Linked DNA regions of Homo sapiens: region 2 is linked to region 1. Evidence: chromatin contacts called from ENCODE Hi-C data. All regions are on one chromosome and are shown on one strand. Each heading gives the region's core, a stretch centred on a gene start or an enhancer-like site at or near the end of the contact. The rest is flanking DNA. Distances are from core to core; before and after follow the strand shown. Region 1 holds the start of PRPF18 (pre-mRNA processing factor 18). Region 2 overlaps FRMD4A (FERM domain containing 4A).

Region 1 (6,428 bases), core at 2,896-5,395:
GACTTGAGATCTATCCCGGCTGGCCACAGGAATATGAGAACATCGTGTAACCCTCTAAGCCTCAATTTCATCATCCATGAAAACAGCATTGCCTTGTGCACTAATTAACCGTTGTAAAGCTCAAATCAGATAGCATATAGCACTTTGAAAAATATAAATCATGTTAGTCTAATAATTTTCCAGTGCTTTGTTACATTAGCCCTATCAAAACTAGTTCTATGTTTGTAAGGTGAATAAATATCCATTCTATCTGTACAGGTTAACAGATCAGGCTCTGAAGTAGGAACAGACCAGGGTTCAAATCCAGGCTCTATCTCTTGCTAGCTGCATAATCCTATAGTCATGTAACTTCTCTTAGCTTCCAGTTTCCTCATCTGTAAATGGGAACAATGGCAACTTGTTGTACAAGTTAGAAAACACATATTGCATGATGCCTAACATTACTGCTAATATAAACTATGAATGTCAGTATTTTTTTTTTTTTTTTTTGAGATGGAGTCTCGCTCTGTCGCCCAGGCTGCAGTGCAGTGGCACAATATCAGCTCACTGCAAGCCCCGCCTCCCGGGTTCACGCCATTCTCCTGCCTCAGCCTCCTGAGTAGCTGGGACTACAGGCACCTGCCACCATGCCCAGCTAATATATATATATATATATATTTTTTTTTTTTGTATTTTCAGTAGAGATGGGGTTTCACCGTGTTAGCCAGGATGGTCTCAATCTCGTGATCTGCCCACCCCAGGCTCCCAAAGTGCTGGGATTACAGGCGTGAGCCACCGCGCCCGGCCGAATGTCAGTATTTTAATTCCCATTTCATGTACGCCCTTTGTTGGTCTGAACTGCTCTGTGATTGAAAAAATCAATCTTATCTTCTGGCTGGAATTATGTGATAATTCAATCAACTACCAAATTAAAAAATGAAAGACACCCAGGAAAAGTTTATATATTATAAATTATAAATGACCCTGAAGAATCTAAAGTTTTTTTTTTAATGATCATTTTTGTAGATTGGTGCATTTCAATGACGAAGAACATGATTATGCAAATATTCATGTTGTGAACCTTGAGGGTGGGCTGAATATTTTGTGATTCACTTTTCCCTTTAAAGCACTTAGATTTCAACACCCTGGCCCTTCCTAACATCCACTATGCACTCCAACACCTAAATTTAAAATACTCCCAACCACTCATCAAAAGGTCCCTGCAGTAGACATAAAAACATTTACAAATATGAACAAGCTTTTCCCCATACCTACCAAACAGCATTCTATTACCTCCACTTTTCTAATTGTTTTTAAAGTTTCAATGATCATGAAATTTGCCATTTACCAAGCTAAGAACTCTAACTTACTTACACTACATCACATACATCAATCGTACACAACATCCAAATATCTAAGTCAGATATTCTGTGATGCACGGATTTCCATGGGTCCTGTAGACCCTCTGAGAGGACTCATGAGGTCAAAAGTGTTTTCTACAGTAAGGCATTATCTGCCTGCTCACTCTGATGACATCTGCACTGTAGGTGAAAAGCAATGGTAAATTTGCTAAAGCCTTAGCAAGAACCAAGGCAGTGACTCTAAACTGCCACTGCAGCCAGAGGGAGCCAGTTTCTCTAAACAAATTTACTCCTTATGATAAAGGAGTAAAATTACTATTTTTATTAAGTCTTGATCTTTGGCCATATCTTTTTAATATTATGTGACAAAACAGGAAAGATGCATACAACAATTCTCATTTATACTAAAGTTTGCTGGTTGTGTGGAGGAAAGTAATTGAGTTGCAAGCTAAACTGGCTTTTTCACGGAATACCATTTTTACACTTAAGAACACCCGGCAAACCATGGTTCTTCAGACTTGGGTATTTGGCAGACAACTTCCCCAAACTGAACAAAGTGAGCAGATCACTTCAAGAAAATAACTGATAATATTTGTTGCCTATGATAAAATTCCAGCTTCCAAGTGGAAATTAAGTGTGGTGAACTTAGATCTGTCATCAGGAGCCTGACAGTTTCCTAATGCTTACAGATGTTTCTCAGATCAGTGGATATTAAATGAAGTGATCTTTTCATATTTTGTAATGAAATGTGTCAACAGGTGGGAGACCTGCATAATTCAGTAACCCAATGTTTTCCAAATGATCGATCAGTGAGTATTTTTAACGTTTCTCAGTTTTAACTTCTAATATGGTAAATACGGATAGAAATAACACATAAACAAAAGTCCTTCAAGATCTTCAGTAACTTTTAAGAGTGTGAAGGGGTCCTGAGACCAAAAGCTTTGAGAACCAGCGGTCTAAGTTACTGCTACACAATAAAGTAAGGGAGATCATCTTCAGGAAGTTCCTAAATCATGTAATTCTTTCTCCCCCTTTTTAGTACCTTTCCAAAAGAGTCTTAGCATTCCCATCAGTGAAGAGCAGGCCTACAGACTTTTCATGTGTTGAAGAAGAGAGAAGGAGGAGGAATAGAATTTAAAAAATTGGGATTTACTATTAGAAAGGAATTTTATTACTTTTTTTTTTTTTTTTTTAGAGACAGGGACTCGGTCTCTCACCCAGGCTGGAGTGCAGTGGCACGATGATAGCTCACTGCAGCCTGAACTCCTGGGCTCAAGCGATCCTCCCGCCTTGGTCTCCCAAGCAGCCGGGACTAGACGCGCGCACCACCACACCTGGCTAGAAGGAATTTTTTTTTTTTTTTGAGACGGTGTCTCACTCTGTCGCCCAGGCAGGAGTGCAGTGGTGCGATGTCGGCTCACGGCAACCTCCGCCTCCCGGGTTCAAGTGATTCTCTGGCCTCAGCCTCCTGAGTAGCTGGGATTACAGGCGCGCACCACCACGCCCAGCTAATTTTGGTGTTTTTAGTAGAGACGGGGTTTCACCATGTTTGCCAGGCTGGTCTCGAACTCCTGACCTCAGGTGATCTGCCCACCAAAGTGTGGGGATTACAGGTGTGAGCCACCGCGCCCGGCGGCCCTTCCTCCATGTTTCAGTTGGGCACAAACCCTTCGTAAGGCGACAGAAGGGAACTCTCAGGAGCACTGGGGCACGTCCGCAGAATGCCAACAGGTAGGAGCGGGGATAGGGGGCAGTTAGGTAAACTGGAGGGAAACAGGGTCAGTCGGGGGAAAACAAACAAAGCCTCGGGTTTTCCTGCAATTCCCACACCTGCATCCCTAAGGCTCCCAAGTGGTTACCGGAAAGAAGGCCGTGAGTGTAAGTTGCCCGGGTCCTTGGCGTTTTGAACAAAGAATTGGACAAAACGCACAAAAAAAGTAACAAAACACAGGAATGAAGCAGCAAAAGTAGGGACTTATGAACGCGAGAAAGCACTCCACAGGGTGTGAGTGGGCCCGAGCAAGCGGCTCGAGGCCCCGGTTACAAAGTTTTCCGGGTTTTAGGTACTCCTTCTGAGGTCCCTATCAGCTACCCCGTATCTGGATGAAGGGTTCGGTCTGTGGCTAAAGACTGAGGTGAACTGGCGCCCTATGCAGATGAAGGGATGGCCCGTGATTGGCCCACGGCCAATGCAGGGCACGTTCCCTTCCCATCTGAGAGGTGGTGGAAAGGCAGGGATGCGGGGAGAGCCGCAGCCTGAAGCCTTTGCTACTCGGTGGTGGGAAGATGAGGATTTTTCTTTTGGTTTGGCTTTTGGACGTGGGCGTTAATTGGCCTCAGGTTCCCGCCCCCAGACCCAGGTGTTTTCCTTTTGATCCAGCTTTGGGAAGTCAGCACGAATTGTACTCAAGTTCCCTGCTCTCAGACCCTATTCTCCAGCCTCAACAGTGAGACGCCAAGGGTTGGATCTAAGGGGGCCTACCAGGGGTAGTGGCAGGACACTCGCTAAGCCCCGTCCCCGCCCCGAATCCTCTGAGTATCGTCACCCTCACCCCAAAACCCCGACACACATACTCTCACTCTTACATCCCGACCCCCACGACCGCAGGGTCCTCACCACCAGCAGGTTCCTGTCCTCCACCAGCTGCCGCTTCCGAAGGATCTCTGATTTCAGAATGTCCATCTCGCCGCCAGAATTTAAGCTCCAGTTTCCCGCTCCAGCTCCTCGAACCCAGCCTCACTGGGCCGGCGGCCGCGAACCCACTGAGTATACGGAACAACAAGCCCAAACACCTGAGAACAACTGACAGGAGCCGCTTCCGGCGGAAGCTGGGATGAGAGAGATGAGGGAAGAGAGTGGCCCGGGGCGCCTGTGGTGGCCAAAGCAGCTGTGCGTGAGTGCCCACTGGCGGCGCCCTCCGGCAGCGCGCCTGTAGTTTCCCCTCGTAGGGAGGTTTACGTGAACGTGGACGGAAACCCGGGTCTTTGTAGTACTCTCTGCACCTGCTAGTTGAGTTCCAAAAGCCTCTCGAAGAACACCTCAATAATGCCAGTTAAATCAAGATCTTTATTAACTGGAAATTTACATTAGGGTTTCTGAAGTTACTTGCTTGCAAAATTTGCAAAAGGATGAGAAAAATCTAAACAATAATACTAACTTGTAACAATAGAGTGAAAGGGCTGTCTGTTCATTACTAGCCTGTTAAATTTCCTGTGAACTTAAACGACTACAACCATTTAAAGCAGTTTGGAAGTCAATTTATCTTCACTCCCTCTGTTTTAGATTGCTTACCAATCTTGGTGATAATTGAACATTTACCTCAAGCTAACTAATCATTTTTTGGTCATGTGTTCAGCAATCAAGATTTTTCAGTGACATGATTGGAGATGTAATCAGAAATTCCTTTTTTTTTTTTAAATCCAACCCAAGGGAAAAAAAGTTAAATTGAAGAGAAAAATTATGTCAGAGATTTTTTAAGTCCCTAACATTTGTTTACAGTGGACTTATTTTTTTCATGTCATTGAAGCACGTTTAAAAATTGTTTTTGTGAAATCATAATTGAACAATATTTGACATTTCGTTTTTCTTACTCAAAAAAGGTAAGAAATATCATTTTGTTGAGTCAGCTGATAATGGGTAAAATGCTTTACAAAACAAAAAAATGAACAATTGAATTATTTCAATTTAGAAAGTCTTTTGTGGGGGGTGATACTTCATCTAAAAGATATCTGAGGCCAGACGGGGTGGCTCACCCCTGTAATCCCAGAACTTTGGGAGGCCGAGGTGGACAGATCACCTGAGGTCAGGAGTTCAAGACCAGCCTGGCCAGCATGGTGAAATCCCGTCTCTACTAAAAATACAAAAATTAGCCAGGCGTGGTGGCAGGTGCCTATAGTCCTAGCTACTCAGGAGGCTGAGACAGGAGAATTGCTTGAATCCGGGAGATGGAGGTTGCAGTGAGCCGGGATCATGCCACTGCAGTCCAGCCTGGGTGATAGAGCAAGACTTTGTCTCAAAAACAAAACAAAATAAAATAAAATATACCTGACTTTTGCCAGAAATAAGCCAACACAGGAAAATGTCCTTGAACTAAATATGGCAACACTCTTGCATGAATATGGGTTTCCCTCACTAATCAATGAGCAAATAATAATTTATTAGCATTTTCCTGATTTAGGGATTAGGGATTGTTAGACACAAAAAAAACCTGAAGGGTTAAGACAGATGACAGTAACAGCAATGGAAGTTTACAGAGAACACAACGGCTGGCTACCTGGGAAACTGTCAGTGTAAACCAGAGAAGTTACTAGCTACAGTTAACAGCCTCCCCTTACATTTTAGACTTTCATTGATTTCTACGTTTATGTAAACATGTGCACTGAATCCTGATTAAGGCCTGAGATCAAAGAGTGATAGAGAGAAATACTTGAACAAGCAACTGACAAGCAAGCTTTTCCATTCAAAAGGAAGGAAAAAAGATATCCAGGAGCTTTTAGAAATACTTAAAAGAGGCCGGGCACAGTGGCTCACGCCTACAATCCGAGCACTTTGGGAGGCCAAGGCAGGCGGATCAGCTGAGGTCAGGAGTTTGAGACCAGCCTGGCCAACATGGTGAAACCCTGTCTCTACTACAAAAATAGCCGGGCTTGGTGGCACACACCTGTAGTCCCAGCTATTCAGGAGGCTGAGGCAGGAGAATCGCTTTAACCCGGGAGGCGGAGGTTGCAGTGAGCCAAGATCGCGCCACTGCACTCCAGCCTGGGTGACAGGGCAAGACTCTGTCTCAAAAAAAAAAAAAAAAAAAAAAAAGAAAAGAAAAGAAACACTTAAAAGAACAAATCGCCGTGACCCTAAGAGAGACCATATTCATTTAAAAAAACATGCATCCCATTTCATCACAATCATTATTTAAAAAGTGAAATATTGGGACTGGGTACAGAGGCTCACACTTGTAATCCCAGCACTTTGGGAAGCCAAGGCAGGAAGATCACTTGAACCCAGGAGTTCAAGGCTGCAGTGAGCATTGATCGCACCACTGCACTCCAGCCTGAGTGGCAGAGTAAGACACTGTCTCTAAAACAAAAATA
Region 2 (6,428 bases), core at 1,003-3,502, 240 kb before region 1:
ACTGCAACCTCCACCTCCCAAGTTCAAGCGATTCTCCTGCCTCAGCCTCCCAAGTAGCTGGAATTACAGTCACCCACCACCGTGCCCAGCTAATTTTTATATTTTTAGTAGAGACAGGGTTTCGCCATGTTGGCCAGGCTGGTTTTGTACTCCTGATCTCAGGTGATCCACCCACCTCCCCCGTGGCCTCCCAAAGTCCTGGGATTACAGGCGTGAGCCACTGCGCCTGGCCTGCTTGGTGTTTTTCAAATCAGCTTACACATTCCCAAGGAGGAGGACATGTCTCCTTCTGCACCCACTTTGGACTTAACTTTTAAGCGCCCAGACCCTGCCTCTGGGTCAGACTACCTGGCTTTGAGGCCCAGCTCCACTATGTCATAGCCGGGTGACCTTTAATATGGGAATGATCATAACAATAACATCTGCCTCATAGTGTTGTTGAGATGATTAACTGCAATTCTGTATAGATTAGTGGGCTCTTGTAAAGACTTACGAGATGCTAGGCATTGTTCTAAGGGCTTTCTCTGTTAGAAGGCTTTTGATCCTCACAACGCTCCAATGAAGCAGGTACTGATATTGTATTGACAGGTTCATTTAACCTGCCTGAAGCCACACAGTCAGTAAGGAGCTCCCAAATCTGGGCCCTTAACCACCGGGCACAGGGCAGATGCCCCATGAATGTCAGGAGTTATGTGGCCACTCTGTGAGCTCCTGAAGGTTGGTGATATGGTTTGGCTGTGTTCCCACCCAAATCTCACCTTGAATTGTAATAATTCCCATGTGTCAAGGACAGGGACAGGTGGAGATAATTGCATCCTGGGGACGGTTTCCCCCATACTGTTCTCATGGTAGTAAGTAAATCTCATGAGATCTGATGGTTTTATAAATGGGAGTTCCCCTGCACAAGCTCTCTCTTGCCTGCCACCATGTAAGACTTCTCTTGCTCTTCCACCATGATTGTGAGGCCTCCCCAGCCATATGGAACTGTGAGTCCATTAAACCTCTTTTTCTTTATAAATTACCCAGTCTCAGGTATGTCTTTATTGGCAATGTGAGAACAGTCTAATACAGTCAGGGACCATGGCTTCCTATGGCAGATCCATGGCACCCATCACCCTACCCAGCACGAGTGGGTGCTCGATAAATACTGTTCTGAATCCAGGGAGACATATGTGTGAAGGCAGACTGTACACGGAAAGGCATCAGCATTCTAATTACATCGCAAATATGCATTTCCCCACAACACAGTGATTCTTTCCAGATGCTCATTCCTAGTTGCACTCATTAGAATCAACCGATTCCCACTTTAGGAGGCTGAGGTGGGAGGATTGCTTGAGGCTAGGAGTTCAAGACCAGTCTGGGCAACATAGCAAGACCCTGTCTCTATAAAAAATTTAAAAATTAGCCGGGTGTGGTGGCATTCACCTCTAGTCCCAGCTACTTCGGAGGCTGAGGTGGGAGGATCACTCCCACCTACCCCCTGGCCTGCAGGCCTCACCCTCTAGTCCCCTAGGGGTGTGCTTGGAGATCTAGGCCATTCCCAGCTTCCTAGCAGGATCCCAAGAGTTCAAGGTTGCTGTGAGCTATAATTGTACCACTGTACTTCAGCCTGAGTGACAGAGTGAGACCCTTTCTCTAAATAAAGAAAAAGAAAAAAGAATCCACAGATTCCTCGACCCACCCAAGACCAATCAAGTCGGAATCCCGAGGGTGCCCCAGGCATCTCTGGCTTTTTAAACTGCCCCGCTGATTCTAATGTGCTCGCAAGGCTGAAATCACTAATTTAGAAGATCCAGGTGACATTTCCGCACAGACCTCCTGCTTCCTGTTCTGAAACCTCTCACTCTGGACGAAGCACGAGGGTCTGTTTGGAGGAAGGAATCCTAAGAGGGCAGTGGACAATCCTTGATGCTGGTATTGCTGTGGACACACGGGAAAGGCACTTCAATCAAGCAGCTAGAAAGGACAGCTTGGGATGCAGCTTGGAAGAGTGGCCGAGAGGGAGCAGCCGAAAGCAGGCAGGAAAAGCAGTGTCTGAGTTCACCCCCGGTGAGCTGGGCCGGCAACTCGGTTCTCTTGGTGTAATTCATTGGTTCTGCTGGTGTAATTGATCATCAGAGCCCACCTCACTCATGCACATTAGAATGGAAGTCCAGGCCAGGGTTTTCATTTTGCTTTTGTTCTGTTTGATTTTTCCCTCCACTCTGACAGAGGAAGTGAAAGTCTTGAAGATTACGTGCCAGCAGGAGATTGCTGTTGTTTGGCTAAAAAAGCCCTGAGCTCTTGGCCTGGATGAATTCTGATAGAGGCAGGAGTCCACCCAGCACTGTCTCCATTTTGGAGTAGCTCAGCCTCTCCCCCGGTGAATGCCTGGGTGTTCCCAGACAATGGCAACTGGGAGATCTCCTACCCAAAAAGGAAGCAGGATAAGGATGTAATGAGGATGTTGTTAAGAGGTTGGCATGGGGAAGGGAAATGCACAGTGGACGTGTGGAAGGAATTAACAAGCAGTAAGTAATAATTATGTGTCAAGAACTGAGTTACATGTCCCATACACCATCTTATTTAACTCCATGGTGTCCAGAAAGTTGGAGATATGATGTCCACTTTACAGAAAAGAAGCTGAAACTCTGGGAAGTGAAGCTACTGGGTCCTGATCCCACAACAGTTCAGAAAACCTTAATGCCAGTCCAAGTCTGTGACTTCAAAGCCTTCTTGTTTCCTAACAGCAATCTTAAGTTCTTATTTTATTTGTTTTAGAGACAGGACCTTGCTCTGTCACCTAGGGTAGAGTGCAGTGGTGCAATCATAGCTCACTGCAGGCCTCAAACTCCTACGCTCAAGCAATCCTCCTGCCTCAACTTCCCAAAGTGCTGAGACCTCAGGTATACACCACCATACCTGGCCAATCCTGGGATCTTCAGGCTGGGATTTGATGCCCAGGTCCCCAGATGAAGACCGGTAAAGTTGATGTCATCCAAAGAAGGTCAGAGGCATTGCGTTTGGTCTAAAACTCCACAGGGACTGTAGAAGTGAGCGTCCTGCCTCTCTGTGTGTGTGTGCCTCTTTGTCTAGCTAAGAAGTGTCAGGTCTGGAGTGATTTCTAAAAAGCAAAATTGGCCAGGCATGGTGGCTCACACCTATAATCCTAGCACTTTGGGAGGCCAAGGCAGGTGGATCACTTGAGGTCAGGAGCTCAAGACCAGCCTGGCCAACATGGCAAAACCCTGTCTCTACCAAAAATACAAAAATTAGCCAGGCCTGGTGGTGGGTGCCTGTAATCCCAGCTACTTGGGAGGCTGAGGCATGAGAATCACTTGAACCCGGGAGGCAGAGGTTGCAGTGAGCCGAGAATGTGCCATTGAACTCCTGCCTGGGTGACAGAGCGAGACTCTGTCTCTAATAATAATAAGCAAAACTTATGACACCAAGTACTCCTGTGCACACATACACACACACAGGGATGCTGCGTGACATGGAACATGAACATACATGGTCAGGCTTCCCATTTCTCTACACCTCCCGCTTTGCTTTCTCTGGTAAGTAGGGCAAGGCCTCCCATAAAGCCTTCAATGGCAATGCTGGGGTTACATTAACGTGTCGCCTTGTGCTGGTTCTGCAGGGGGCAGCACTGGTTAAAGGGAGCCACTGGAAGTGGGCTATGGATCCCACCTTCTCTGTTAAAACCATAGAACTCTGTGGCCCACAGTCAGGACAAGAACCTTGACCTCTCATCTTGGCTCAGGGCTCATTCAGAGTCTATAGTTTGGCTTTGGAGAAGCTCTGGGAGAAAGATGCATGCTTGCTGTTTTTTCACCTTCTTGTTCTAACGCTGTCGCCTTCCCAATTCCTTGACTCCTTCTGGAGTCTGTCAGAGGGGCTGGAAAAGCAGCAGCCCAGACAACAAAATCTCTTTTGTGCCTGTGACCTGGATGGTAGTGACCCTTCCTCCTGCAAATGGAGGGAAGGAGGGCCGAGGAGGGACAGCGCCCTGCCCGATGGATGCTCTGCCTGGCAGTCAGTGACACTTGTGGCAGTGAGGTCATGGCCTTAGATGATTTCTCTCTCTGCAGACTGACACACTGTTATGAATGTAAAGCGCGTTATCTCCTCCAGAGAGAACATGTAAGGCTAAGAGAAAGGAAGAGAGAGAGAGAGAGCTAGGGCATGTGGGGAAGCACACAGTCAAATCCCCAGGTGAGGTCACTGCTAGGATCCGATCAGGTGCCAGCGACAGGAAGGGGTCAGAGGTCTTCTGCACTGCATGCAAATCATTTCCTGAAAAGTCTTCAAGGTCAGTGTTTCCAGTGGCCTGGCCAGGCCCCCGATTTATTTTGGTGAAACACTTATGGCAAGAAGAGTCAGGCAGGTGACAGAAGCAAAGATGGGGATCCATGCCTTTCTCCTGGCTCTCCTGAATTCCCACAGATGGGTCTTCCCTGCACATGTTCAGCTCCACTTACTAAGGGTGGTTGGGGCTAAAGGTGATGGACCTAGGCTGCACCCATATCTACAAATAGAGGTTTCCAGTGGTGAAAGACAGCCCTGAAACCTACTGAGAGAGAAGGCATCCCTAGCATTAGGAAGCATTGAATTGAGCAGGAGTTAGAACCAGCAGGACATATGAAGTCACTGAAGGCTCCTGTGAAGATTGAGAAGGGCTTGGACGTGGGAACAGAACTCAAGGGAACACTGGTTTTTGCTTTTTGCCTTTTTTTGAGATGGGACCTCACTCTGTTGCCCAGGCTGGAGTGCAGTGGCACAATCATGGCTCACAGCAGCCTCAAACTCCTGTGCTGGGACCACAGGCACACGGCACCACACCCAGCTAATTTTTTTATTTTTTGTGGAGATGGGGTCTCACTTTGTTGCCCAGGCTGGTCTCGAATTCCTGGCCTCAAGGAGTCTTCCTGCCTCGGACCCCCAAAGTGCTGGGATTAGAGGTGTGAGCCACCATGCCCTGCCGGAAGAATGTTTTTCGTTTTGTTTATCAATGTGAAAGCTTCTCCTGCTAAAATCCTATTCCACCTCACCATTCACTCCTTCATTCATTGATCCATCCAGGCCATCATTTAACACTCACCATTTGGGTGAGGCTTGGATGTGGAGAAAGGGGAATGCTTATACACTGTTGGTAGGAATGCAAATTCATGCAACGTCTATGGAAAACAGTATGGAGATTTCTCAGAGAACTAAAAACCAAAGAACCATTTGACCCAGCAGTCCCATTACTGGGTATCTACTCAAAGGAAGATAAATCATTATATCAAAAAGATACCTGCACTTGTATGTTTATCACAGCACTATTCACAATAGTAAAGACATGGAATCCACTTAAGTGTCCATCAATGGACACTTGGATAAAGAAAACGTGGTGGCCTGGTGCAGTGGCTCACGCCTGTAATCCCAGCACTTTGCGAGGCCAAGGCGGGCGGATCACCTGAGGTCAGAAGTTCAAGAGCAGCCTGACCAACATGGAGAAACCCTGTCTCTACTAAAAATACAAAATTAGCCAGGCATGGTGGCACATGCCTATAATCCCAGCTACTCGAGAGTATGAGGCAGGAGAATTGCTTGAACCCAGGAGGCGGAGGTTGCAGTGAGCCAAGATGGTGCCATTGCACTCCAGCCTGGGCAACAAGAGTGAAACTCCGTCTCAAAAAAAAAAAAAAGAAAGAAAGAAAGAAGAAAACATGGTATACATATACAATGGAATAGTATTCAGCCATCAAAAAGAATGAAATCATGTTTTTTGCAGCAACGTGGATGGAACTGGAAGTCATTAAGTGAAATAGCTCAAAAACAAAAAGCCAAATACACATGTTCTCACTTAAAGTGCACACGTGGACGTGGAGTGTGGAATAATAGACATTGGTGACATGAAAGTGTGGGAGGGGGTGAGGGATGAGAAATGACCTAATGGGTACAACGGATGCTATTTGGGTGATGGATACACTAAAAGCCCAGACTTTGCCACTGCATAGTATATCCATGTAGCAAAACTGCACTTGTACCACTTCAATGTACAGAAATAAGAAAAAAAGAGATGTGGATAATACCATCCCTGCTTTCAAGATGTTGCCATCCTTGAAAAGGCATGGATTTAGAAAAAAAGATGGAAATGTGGTAGGACAGTGCCTCAGACGAGGCCTGCTGGAGCTTGGAGCACTCTGAGAGCCCCGCCATGAGCAGCTGAGCAAGGCAGCTCTCTCTGCAGAGGGGCTACAGAGCGGGGTCTTGCATAAATGGTATTTGGGCAGTAGAGACAGGGGAGGGGCTTCGAGCCCAAGGGGCTCGGAGCAGCCAGACAGCAGTTGAGCCCAGCATTAAAGAGCAGGGCTCCCCGAAGCAGGCAGGAGCAGAGGGGCCCCTTCTCCCTCCTCCTCTCCCACTCCTCCTGGCGTGCGGGCCTCACCCTCCAATCTCCT

The links. A loop is a pair of places that touch in the nucleus more often than their neighbours do. Pooled maps may share reads with other maps.
Region 2: a loop to region 1 is called in a pooled map, with 17 times the contacts of the local background. The contact joins the enhancer-like site here to the promoter of PRPF18 in region 1. A Hi-C loop is called at or near these places in 3 of 37 single-sample maps with no recorded cell type and 4 of 50 pooled maps.

Annotation. Positions count from the first base shown.
Region 1 is chr10:13,584,682-13,591,109 of GRCh38, reverse strand. It overlaps PRPF18 (pre-mRNA processing factor 18), which reads right to left and starts at 4,145. Exons shown (of 10, transcript NM_003675.4): 1 at 3,958-4,145. The coding sequence starts at 4,023. RefSeq lists enhancers at 3,080-3,675, 3,851-4,190.
Region 2 is chr10:13,827,780-13,834,207 of GRCh38, reverse strand. The region is part of intron 3 of FRMD4A (FERM domain containing 4A); the gene reads left to right. Among named protein-coding and RNA genes, the nearest start is that of FRMD4A-AS2, 160 kb to the left of the region's middle. Within about 2 kb of position 2,252, at least 7 of the 41 ENCODE cell types and tissues checked have a DNase peak (open chromatin) inside an H3K27ac peak, as active enhancers do.